2 separate regions of the Homo sapiens genome follow, and region 1 is linked to region 2. Evidence: chromatin contacts called from ENCODE Hi-C or POLR2A ChIA-PET data. All regions are on one chromosome and are shown on one strand. The core of a region is the stretch at or near the end of the contact, and the rest is flanking DNA. Distances in the headings are between cores, read along the strand shown.

Region 1 (4,737 bases), core at 539-3,038, 98 kb before region 2:
ACTATCAATTCACAGAAAAACTCCAGGTCAATAAAAATATAAAAAGATGCTTACTTTCACTATTAAAGAAGTACAAATCCAAACAACAATGAGATACCATTCACACCCACCAGATAGCAAAAGTGTATGTCAATGCCAAGTGTTGGGAAAGATGTTAAATCATGGAGTCTCATTCACTGCTAGTGGAACTGTAAGTTGATCCAAGTACTCCAGAGAGCAATTTGGCAACAACTAATGAAGATGATCATGTCCAGAAATTCCACTCCTAGGCATATAGTCAAGAAGACATGTATTAAGATATTCACTGCAGTACTGGAAACAGCTTAAATGTCCATCCACAAGAGAATAATTAAATTGTATTAGAGTTATACAATGGAATACAACACAGTATGTGTCAGCATAGATAAAAATCTCACAATTGTAATGCTAAGGGAGAAATGAATATTGCAGAAGATAGTGATACTACAGATATGATTATACACTATATAAAATTTAAAAGCTGGCATAATAATCCTTTGCAATGTCTGTGATACATAAAAAATGTAGTAAAAATAGTAAAAGTATAAAAACACATGTGAAGATGATTAACACTGATCTCAAAACAGTGCTTAGCTCTGGGAAATGAGGGAAGAAAATGGGATGAGGGAGGTGTACAGAGAGGAACTCAATTGTATCGCTGATATTTACTTTCTTTGAAGTAAAAAGACATGAAGCAAATAAGGCAATGTGTTAATATTTGCTAAAGCTGATGTGGCCATCATTAGCGCTACCCACCAAATATTTCTGGCTCTCTGCCTGCCAGGCCCATAGTAGGATTCTATGTCCTCACCCATTTTGAATCAGGAGCAGCCTAGAGATTTGCCTTGGCCAATGAAATGTGACTGGAATTGACTTGTGTTTCTGGCCTCTTGAGCCAATGCACAAAAACTTTGGCCAACATGGCAGCCCAGAGACAAAGCTTCTGTCCTCCCCAGTCCCTGAGCAAGCATGACACCCCCAGGCAACCCTAGGAGGATGGGAGGATGGGAGGGAGATGAGTGCTGTCAGCCGCTGAGGTTTGGGGGTTGTTTGTTACTACAAGTCTACCCTGGAGAATAGAGCTGGAAAATGGGTCCACTCCTATTCACTGTATCAGTCTCTGATTTTATCTACATGTTGAAATATTATCAAAAACATTGTAATACTTTTAAATTGGACTGGCTTTCTATCTCTTCGTTCACGAAAATTCTCTGTACTGGCCTGCGCAAGGCCCCTCTCTTAATTTATTAACTTTTGTGTTTTCAGAAAGTGCCTCTGACTTGGGATGGAAGCAATGTGGAGCTGTAGGAGCCTCCTGGTAAAAAGGATGAATGGCAGAAATCATTGATTAAGCCCAGATTTCTGGGTGAGCCCAGATTTCCTCCAGTGCTGTCTGCTAGCATTTCCCATCAATCTGGGGACAGAAACCCAATGAGAAAATCTTAGCTTTTCTCCAGAGAAATGTAAGCAAGAATTTTGATGAATGCAACTGCCGTTGATTCTTTGTATGGCTTTTAGAAAGATCACTTCACCCTTTTTCCCACTTCTCTGCAGTTCACCTCTGGGAGAAATGTCAAGAAAACTTTCCCACACCTCATGGCTTCCAGGTTCCTTTTTAGGGCTGCCTGCAAGGCCCACAGGGAATAAAAGGCCCAGCAGGAGGTGGAGGAGGGGCAGCATGGTGAGAGAAGGAAGAGAAACTCCGTTCTTGGCCAGTTGTGCTCCGTACTGTGCAGACACACAGGCAGCGCCTGGAAGTCACCGAGAAATGCAATGCCTTTGAGAAGTTCCGTGGAAAGAATGACATCATGACCAGTCACTCCCCCACCCCACCTTTTTTCCAGTGGGAGTGAGAAATAAATAGACTGACACATTTTCCAGTCAGGGAGCCATTCTGGACAGCAAGTTTACCTTGGCACAGGAGCTCAGGTGGGGCTGTGAGAAACCTTATCTGTGCTTGCCTGGTAAACAAGGAGCCTGCAATCTCCCCGGAGTCTTGGCCACTGAGCAGGTGACTGCGGGAGGCAGGTGAGCAGAGCAGGTGAGCAAGGTGAGCCTCGGGCCCAGGAGCACGCTGTGTTAGGTAAATATTGCCTTAACTTGATTGATGGACTCACTAACTGTCTGTTTGTTGCCAAGAGAAATGCCATCACCGCCAAATTCAAAGGTAAAATTCCTGTCCCTTAAATCAAGGGTTCTCAAACTGTAGTGCGTTACTAGGTCACCTGGGGAATGCCATTAAAATGCAGGTTCTGATTCAGCAGGTTGGGATGGCTGAGAAAATTGCCTTTCTAACAAGCGGCTGGTGATGCCGAGGGTGCTGGTCTGTGGACCACTCTCTGAATTTGCAAAGTCTTAATGCTCAGATGACTGTATGCATTTTACACGGTCAAAATAGTTACTGATTAAGGAGCACTGATGCAGGCTGCAGGTGTCGTACCAGATGTTTGCTATCATCTCTTGTAACTCTTCACACCAACTCTGCAAGGTGGGTGTTATTATCCCCGCCCCCTCCTTGGCTGGCAAGGAAATTGAAGCTAAGAGAGGTTAATTCATGCATTATATGTGTAATTTCCAAAAGATTTCATTGCTACCTTCCCTCCTTTCACAGTGATCTGAAATAACCCAAAGACAAAAGATAATAAACGCCTGTGGTAGAGACGGGTGTTGTCTGCTTGTGGTGATCGGCCCTCTTGGCACCTGGAAATGAGTAATTTCGTCCGTACATTGTCAGGGCCAAGCTCAGGAATTCAGAAATCCTGGTTATCTAGGTTTGGCCTAGGAGGTCCTCTCTTCAAAAGAGAGAGTAGCTCCAAAAGGTGGACAAGACTGGTTTTTCAGATCCCTCTGGTGCTGATGTGTTCGCCCCTAGGACACGCAGTTGGAGAAAGTTCTTGATACCAGGAGGAGTTGCTTTGATGTGTCAGCTTGGAAAGAATGCCTCGTAAGGGCCATTCAGGACTCCAGGAGAGCAACAAAAACAAAAAAGCCCCAGCTCGTGGAAACATCAAAGTGAAGGCAAATATAACCAGACTGACCCACCTGGAGGTATTTAAATACCTTGAAGAATGGTGGTGTGTCCTTGCAAAACCCAGGCAGCTTTCAGGTAGAAACTTGAGTCATGTCTGGATCATAAGGAGTGAGGTGGCCCCACTGGCTGTCCCTGGCCACTCATTATAATCAGGAAAAAGTGAGGACAATGTGAGACTCTCCCTTGGAGAGTCTGAAAACTTGGAAGACCTGAATTTTGGTGACCACTCAACAAGTCAGTCTGCTCCAGGGACCCATTAACATTGCAACCTCATTCCTAGTGGTGCCAAGATGCAGCCATGATTTGTACTGCAGTGTGGGGAGGCCAGATTTGGGCCCTCCTGGAAGTCCACAGCAATTCCGTCCCTGGAAAGTTGTTGCACAGAGGAAAATACAGCGCCACGTCCCAAGACAAACTGAAGGCCTCCAAAGAAGACATAAGTAATTTTGTTCTTTATATTTTACATCTTTACAGAAAGTATCCGAGTTTACAAAAACCACATAAAATAGAACAAAGTTTAAAAAATAGAATATAGAGGGAAAGGAAAAATAATAGATAACAGAGGACAAAGCCCAGTGTGGCTGCTACCTTATTGCTGTAAGGTCCTGTACACTTTCAAATCAAACTCTGACTTCCCAACCCACAAAGCAAAAGTTAAAGAAATGCACGTACAGCACTGCACCCATGATAAGAAAAACCAGGCAGCTGCTGCAGAGAAGCACATCTATTCCTGATGCTGAGGCTCCCCATGGGGCCTCATGAGAAAGAATTGGAAGACACAGTGGAAGGCCACCAAGAGCATCCCCAACAACAGCCCTACCATACACCATAGGGAGTTTTCTGGGATGGAGTTTCCTGGGATGGTTCCTATGACATCCCAGTGCAGGCTACTGGCCATGCCAATGCCTGGTCCAGTGAGAACAATTATGGGAGACTCCAGAATGACCTCTGCTGAGCTGGCTTACACCTAGGACAAAAATCAGAGCAAAGAAACTGCTTTGGGAATCCGAGGGGCCCTGCCTCTCTGGGAATCTGAATTCGGGCTTCTCCCCAGGTCTTGTGCCAGCTTTGCTCTTTGCTTTGGGAGGGGAGTCCCTAGGGTTTCCAGCAAAGCTGCCGTCATTGAAGACAGAGGCACAGCACATAGCCCATGCACAGGCCAGGCCCATGGTCTTCCCACTGAGACCTCTAGCCACAGAATAGTCTCCAGTCGAGCAGAGGCTGAGGAGAAAGAGGGACTAAGTGCTGGTCCTGGGTTCACCAGTCACTGACAGTGGGAACCTCAGAAAGCCAACTCCTCTCTGTGGGCCTTAGTTCTGTCGCCTGCGAAGTGGAGCAGACGAGCTAGCATCGGATCTGTCCTTTTCCTGAGGATTCTCATGGCTGCAGAGCTCTTCAGTGCATGGCAAGCTGAAGAGAGGCAATGAAGCAGGGCTGGAAGCGTTGGGGTCTGTGGAAGACATGAAATGTACCACCCAGATCCGCCTTCTACGGAGGGCCTTCTGCCCAGCTGCGGGTATGGAACCAGCAGCCTGCCTCCAGCTGTTTGTTCCTTCAAAGTCTGCCACAGCTGCAGAAAGCTGCCTCCCCCAAGATCATGCCCTCCCAAGATAGCCCATGCTGTGGATTGGGTGCAGCAGGGGAATAAAGGCCCAGGCACTTTGTCCCTGTGCAGATCACTCTGAACA
Region 2 (5,326 bases), core at 673-3,172:
CAGGCTGGAGTGCAGTGGCGCGATCTCAGCTCACTGCAAGCTCCGCCTCCCGGGTTCACGCCATTCTCCTGCCTCAGCCTCCTGAGTAGCTGGGACTACAGGCGCCTGCCACCACGCCCGGCTAATTTTTTATGTATCTTTAGTAGAGACGGGGTTTCACCGTGTTAGCCAGGATGGTCTCGATCTCCTGACCTCATGATCCACCCGTCTCAGCCTCCCAAAGTGCTGGGATTACAGGTGTGAGCCACCGCGCCTGGCCTGTTTTCATTTCTTACTTGATTTCTCATCATGCTCAGCCCTTAAAATGTAAACTTTCTCACCACATGTACTGTTTTCCTTTCTAGTAAATTTTTTTCAAGTTTCAGAAAAATAAGAGGGGCTAATTATTTTTTAAAGAATTGAACAGAAATAGGGTTAATTTTTCTCTTCAGATTGAGAATTGCTATATTTTCTTTTAAGGTCTTAAAAATAGGCCAGGCATGGTGGCTCATGCCTTTAATTCCAGCACTTTGGGAGGCTGAGATGGAAGGATTGCTTGAAGCCAGGAATTTGAAACCAACCTGGGCAACAAAGTGAGACCCTATTTCTACCAAAAAAAAAAAAAAAAAAAGTGTATACTCACTGTGAGAAAAATACACCCATACACACACACACACACACACACACATACACACACACACAGCCTACAGCCTCTCTATGCTGGTGGCACATCACAGTCACACAGGAGTTTACAAAAACCCTGAAACCTGGGTCCCATCTCCACAGATTCTGATTTCATTGACCTGGGCGGCTACCTGGGCAGCAATATTGACTTAAAAGCTGCCTAGGTGATGTAATCATACAGCCAGGGCTGAGAACCACTGATCTATAGAAAGGCATGAAGAGGAGAGTGAACATCACCTACACACCCATTCCCTGGAGATAACTGCTTTTGATTTTTAGTGCAATTAGCCAGAGGAGTCGTAAATGTGGGCTGTGGGGACCAGGTCAAGGAGTGAGGATACTTATAATCCATCTCTGGCAGGGAGCACTAACTTAGGTCCACCAGGTTTCCAGTACCAGAGGAGATCATCATCCCTTTGTCCTCCTTCAGAAATCAGGTTCCTATGGTTGTATGAGACTACCTGTCCCTACCTCCCAGGAGCCCAGAGAGGCCAAAAAAAAAAGCAAACACCCAGGCAGCATTTAAGGTCTGTAAGACAAGACTCCAGGAAAACCAAAGCAGAGGGTGTGAAAGTGGTTGTGGATACAGAACCGTGGGAAATCCCACAGTGACTCCAGGTCAACAGTGCATTTGCCTCAGCTCACCCAACTACCAACAAAGAATGCTTAGTTAGCTAAACAACTTCTCCTGAGGGGTGAATACCGGTTGTATTAAGCAGGATGGGAATTGGAAACACAGTGGTATAATAAATGGAAGAGAAGGACTAAACCATCGGAGGAAAAAGAAGGTGTGAGGATTTCAGGATGGACTCAGGCATGGAAGAAGGCAAGACATCCTTGTGCCCCTGAATCCCTCACATTGGCAGGAGTTAGCCATCTACTCAAAAAGATGGATCCCTGCAGCTTTTTCACTAAGCAGCATGGTCAGGGTTCACTGGAGTAGTGCTGATGACCTAGAGCCTCAGCCAAAGGGGGAGAAATAACTTGAGTCACTTAACACAGTCATTCACCGCACAACCAACCTTATATAATACAAATCTCCTCTAGATGCCTTTATTCTTTCTCCTATAGCCCCTTGTCAATTCCCATTTTTGTCCCCAGAAATTCACCTCTGGTCCTCAGCTTGTGCCCAGATTGAACCATGCAGTTGGCCAGCCCACCCATCTTTGAAAGCAGGTCAGTGATGACACGTTTTAATCAAGCACACTTTGAAGTCTCACACCTACACACATACCCAGATTTTCACACAAAGCATGTTTCTTTCTAGGCAGGATGTGGCAGATATTGTTGCTGCCTGTTTGGCCATCATTCCCCAGACTTCCTGGCCAAAAGAAAAGTCCCCAGGTGCCAGCAATGAATCATAATTGATTTAACTCAGTCCGTCCCCTTAAGGAGCCTTTTTAGATATGTTTTCCTGATTGCTTCCTCCCATGAAAATTTAATACTTCAGATACACTGTATGTTTATGTACTTTATGCATATCTGTACTTTATACATAAAAAATGTGATTTTTTTTTGAAATGGAGTTTCACTCGCGTCCCCCAAGCTGGAGTGCAGTGACATGATCTTGGCTCACTGCAACCTCCACCTCCTAGGCTCAAGAAATTCTCCTGCCTCAGCCTCCCTAGAAGCTGGGATTACAGCTGCGTGCCACCATGCCTGGCTAATTTTTGTATTTTTAGTAGAGACATGGTTTCACCATGTTGGCCAGGCTGATCTTGAACTCCTGACCTCAGGTGATCTGCCTGCCTCAGCCTCCCAAAGGGCTGGGATTACAGGTGTGGGCCACCATACTTGGCACAGTATGATTTTTTTTTTTGCCCCCAAGAACCAATTTTCACCCCCTTGAGGGTGACATCACCCTCATTAAGAATACATGATCTACATCAACAAAGCAATTGCTTTTGCCAGTGATTGGTCTAAGGTTGGCGTCTGGTCCCATTCTGGCCAATGAAACATGAAGGAATTCTGCTTGGGAAAGATATTCCTTCTGATCAAAGAGAGATGTGAAGGGAAGTGACCTTTGACCCCTGCCTACTTCTGCTCATGGTGTCTCATGTGACGAGTTGGTGCTTGGAACTGTGGCCACCATCTTGTTCCCATAAGGGTAGAAGAGAGAAAGGACAGAAGCAGTCCATACCCTGCTGAAATCAATGAGCCACTAAACAATTGTAACCAATGCTTGCTTCCAGACTTGTTAAGCATGATAGTAAATGTCAGTATGCCGTAACCCATTACCAGTAGTAAGATATTATGGGCCTTGCAGCCTGAAACTTCCTGATGGATAGATAGGATTTTCATTAATAAGGAATGTGGTCCAAGCATCCCAGAAGACCTGCACCAAGGAAGCTGTGCTGAAAAGTCAGCCACCACCGCTGCTCACAGACCTCCAATGTCCCACAGTGAAGTGCCAGAATTTGAACACTCATTTCTTGTAAAATAAATGAGGATAGCTGTTTCAAGCTGTTTTCAAGTTCAGAGTGTTTTTCTGAGAGTAATTTCCCCAAAATAAAAGTGCTTTTGTTCTTGCTCTCTGAGTGTCTTACCCAGTGAATCTGGGCCCTGGGCCTGCACACTCACTCAGCAGACCCTGTCCTCAACTCTCCTAACCCCGAGTCTCTCAGCCCATATGGTGTCCACCCCTCACCCCAGGACCCCTTTCTCTTCCCTATTTCCACTGTGAATGTTCTGGTGTAGAGAGGTTGAGGTACGATGAAAGGCCACACCACATGTCCTGCCACTGATCCTGTCATGGTCTTCCATAACAAGCCCTGCCCCAGCCATGAACTTATGGAGCAGATATTCAGAGCCCACAGAACAGGAAAAGCAGAGGCGAGGTAGGGAGTGAGCATCCAGGCCCAGATGTATCGATAGAACAAGAAGAGTGGGGGACCCAGAGGGGTGAATACAGGGAGGTAGGGGTCCAGGCCAGCCCCTCATTTCACAGACTTGGACATTGAGGCTCAGAGAGGTCAACGATTACTCAGGTAACAGAGCAAGATGTCAGGGGTCCCAGGAGCAGAGCCCTGTCTCCCAGCCTAGTGTCCTTTCCACAGCAACTACGGTCCATTTGGTCCTCATCCTGTGCTATGCTGGGATGTCCTGAACCGTCATTTACATCTGCTGTCATTTCACTATTCACCTGTTTATAGCTTATCTCCGCAAGCACATTGCAAATTTCTCAAAAGCTGGGATCTTGAGGCACCCGCCTTGTGATCCCTCATAGCACACATAGCCTTCTAGGCACCAACAGTTAGTCAACTTGATTTCTAAGCAGCCAACACGGAGAAAAGGCCAGAGGTGATGTCATGGGCTGGTGAAATGTTTGAGGAACACTTGCACTTCCTTCTGGAAAGGCTACTCCTAGTCATACCGGATCTGTATGTGAGAATAACAGTAATACCCCCAGAACCTGAATCCTCAACTTCTCATCTGATTGGAAATGATACTCTGTATTTATATAAATATTAGAATCACATAATCCCAGGGCTTGAGGGTTCAAAGATACTCCCTTGAATGTAAGCCAAGAACCCAGTGCCACTCCTTTTACCACTCTCGTCCCCACCATCAGAATCTCTCTCCTAAGCAGTTCTTGCTCTGGCTTTCTGTCTGCAGTGGCTGCGGGGATGGGTATATCTAGCACAACAAGACAGGCCATGAGGATGGGACAGCACTAAGGGACACCATTTTATTTATTTATTTATTTTTGGAGACGGAGTTTCGCTCTGTCACCCAGGCTGGAGTGCAATGGCACAATCTTGGCTCACCACAACCTCCACCTCCCGAGTTCAAGTGATTCTCCTGCCTCAGCCTCCCGAGTAGCTGGGACTACAGGCGTGCACCAGCATGCCTGGCTAATTTTGCATTTTTAATAGAGATGGGGTTTCACCATGTTGGTCAGGCTGGTTTCTAACTACTGACCTCAGGTAATTTGGCCACCTCAGCCTCCCAAAGTGCTGGGATTACAGGCGTGAGCCACCGTGCCCAGCCAAGGGACACATTTTTAAACAATGCAAATATAGATTATTTTTTGTGCGAGGGTTTGGTGGGCTGACAGGAGAGGAGGCTGAGCGACCCAAGCTGTGTTCCTGCGGAAAGGACACTGGAGCCATGTTCCCATGAAGTGGGAAGTGACGAGAAAGTTTCTTCTATTTCATTTTCGCATCTTAAAATTATGTGATTGGATAAAGAAACCTTGAGGTCTCTCTCCTCGTTCTTTTATGCGAAGACTCTCTAAATTCAGGGAAGGAATGAAGAGCAATGATAAACATGAACGCAAGCCCTGCATTATGTGTTCTGCACGTTTCATCTCACAGCAACACTAAGATGTAGGTAATGTTTGCAATCCCTATTTCACACCTGAGGAAGCTGAGACCCAGAGGAATAAAGCACTCAAAGTTATACATCTAGTCAGTGATGAGGGCAGGATTTGAACCCAGGCAGTCTAGATGCATTTTGGAGGAGGGTAGTACTGGCATCCCAGCCTCCATGGAGAAGCGAGGCTGCTGTTCCAGTCAGCGGTCCTCCAGGGACAGGAGGCCTGGCTCCTGGGTTCCCAAGACTCAAGCACCAGCAGCAGCAGAAAGAGGTGGGGAGAAGAGGAGGAGGAGGAGGAGGCTGGCTACCCCTCTGTTTAGGGCACACACATACCTTGCCGATTAGC

Evidence for each region. A loop is a pair of places that touch in the nucleus more often than their neighbours do. ChIA-PET counts read pairs that join two places held with the same protein, here RNA polymerase II (POLR2A). Pooled maps may share reads with other maps.
Region 1: a loop to region 2 is called in a pooled map, with 1.9 times the contacts of the local background. The contact joins two enhancer-like sites. A Hi-C loop is called at or near these places in 1 of 168 maps with a recorded cell type or tissue (cardiac septum), 1 of 37 single-sample maps with no recorded cell type and 7 of 50 pooled maps. POLR2A ChIA-PET finds 5 or more read pairs at or near these places in 9 of 52 experiments (A673, AG04450, CD8-positive, alpha-beta T cell and 6 more).

Annotation. Positions count from the first base shown.
Region 1 is chr2:30,216,048-30,220,784 of GRCh38, forward strand. No RefSeq gene overlaps it. Among named protein-coding and RNA genes, the nearest start is that of LBH, 13 kb to the right of the region's middle. RefSeq lists an enhancer at 1,894-3,093. Within about 2 kb of position 1,789, at least 11 of the 41 ENCODE cell types and tissues checked have a DNase peak (open chromatin) inside an H3K27ac peak, as active enhancers do.
Region 2 is chr2:30,313,934-30,319,259 of GRCh38, forward strand. No RefSeq gene overlaps it. Among named protein-coding and RNA genes, the nearest start is that of LINC01936, 30 kb to the right of the region's middle. Within about 2 kb of position 1,923, at least 3 of the 41 ENCODE cell types and tissues checked have a DNase peak (open chromatin) inside an H3K27ac peak, as active enhancers do.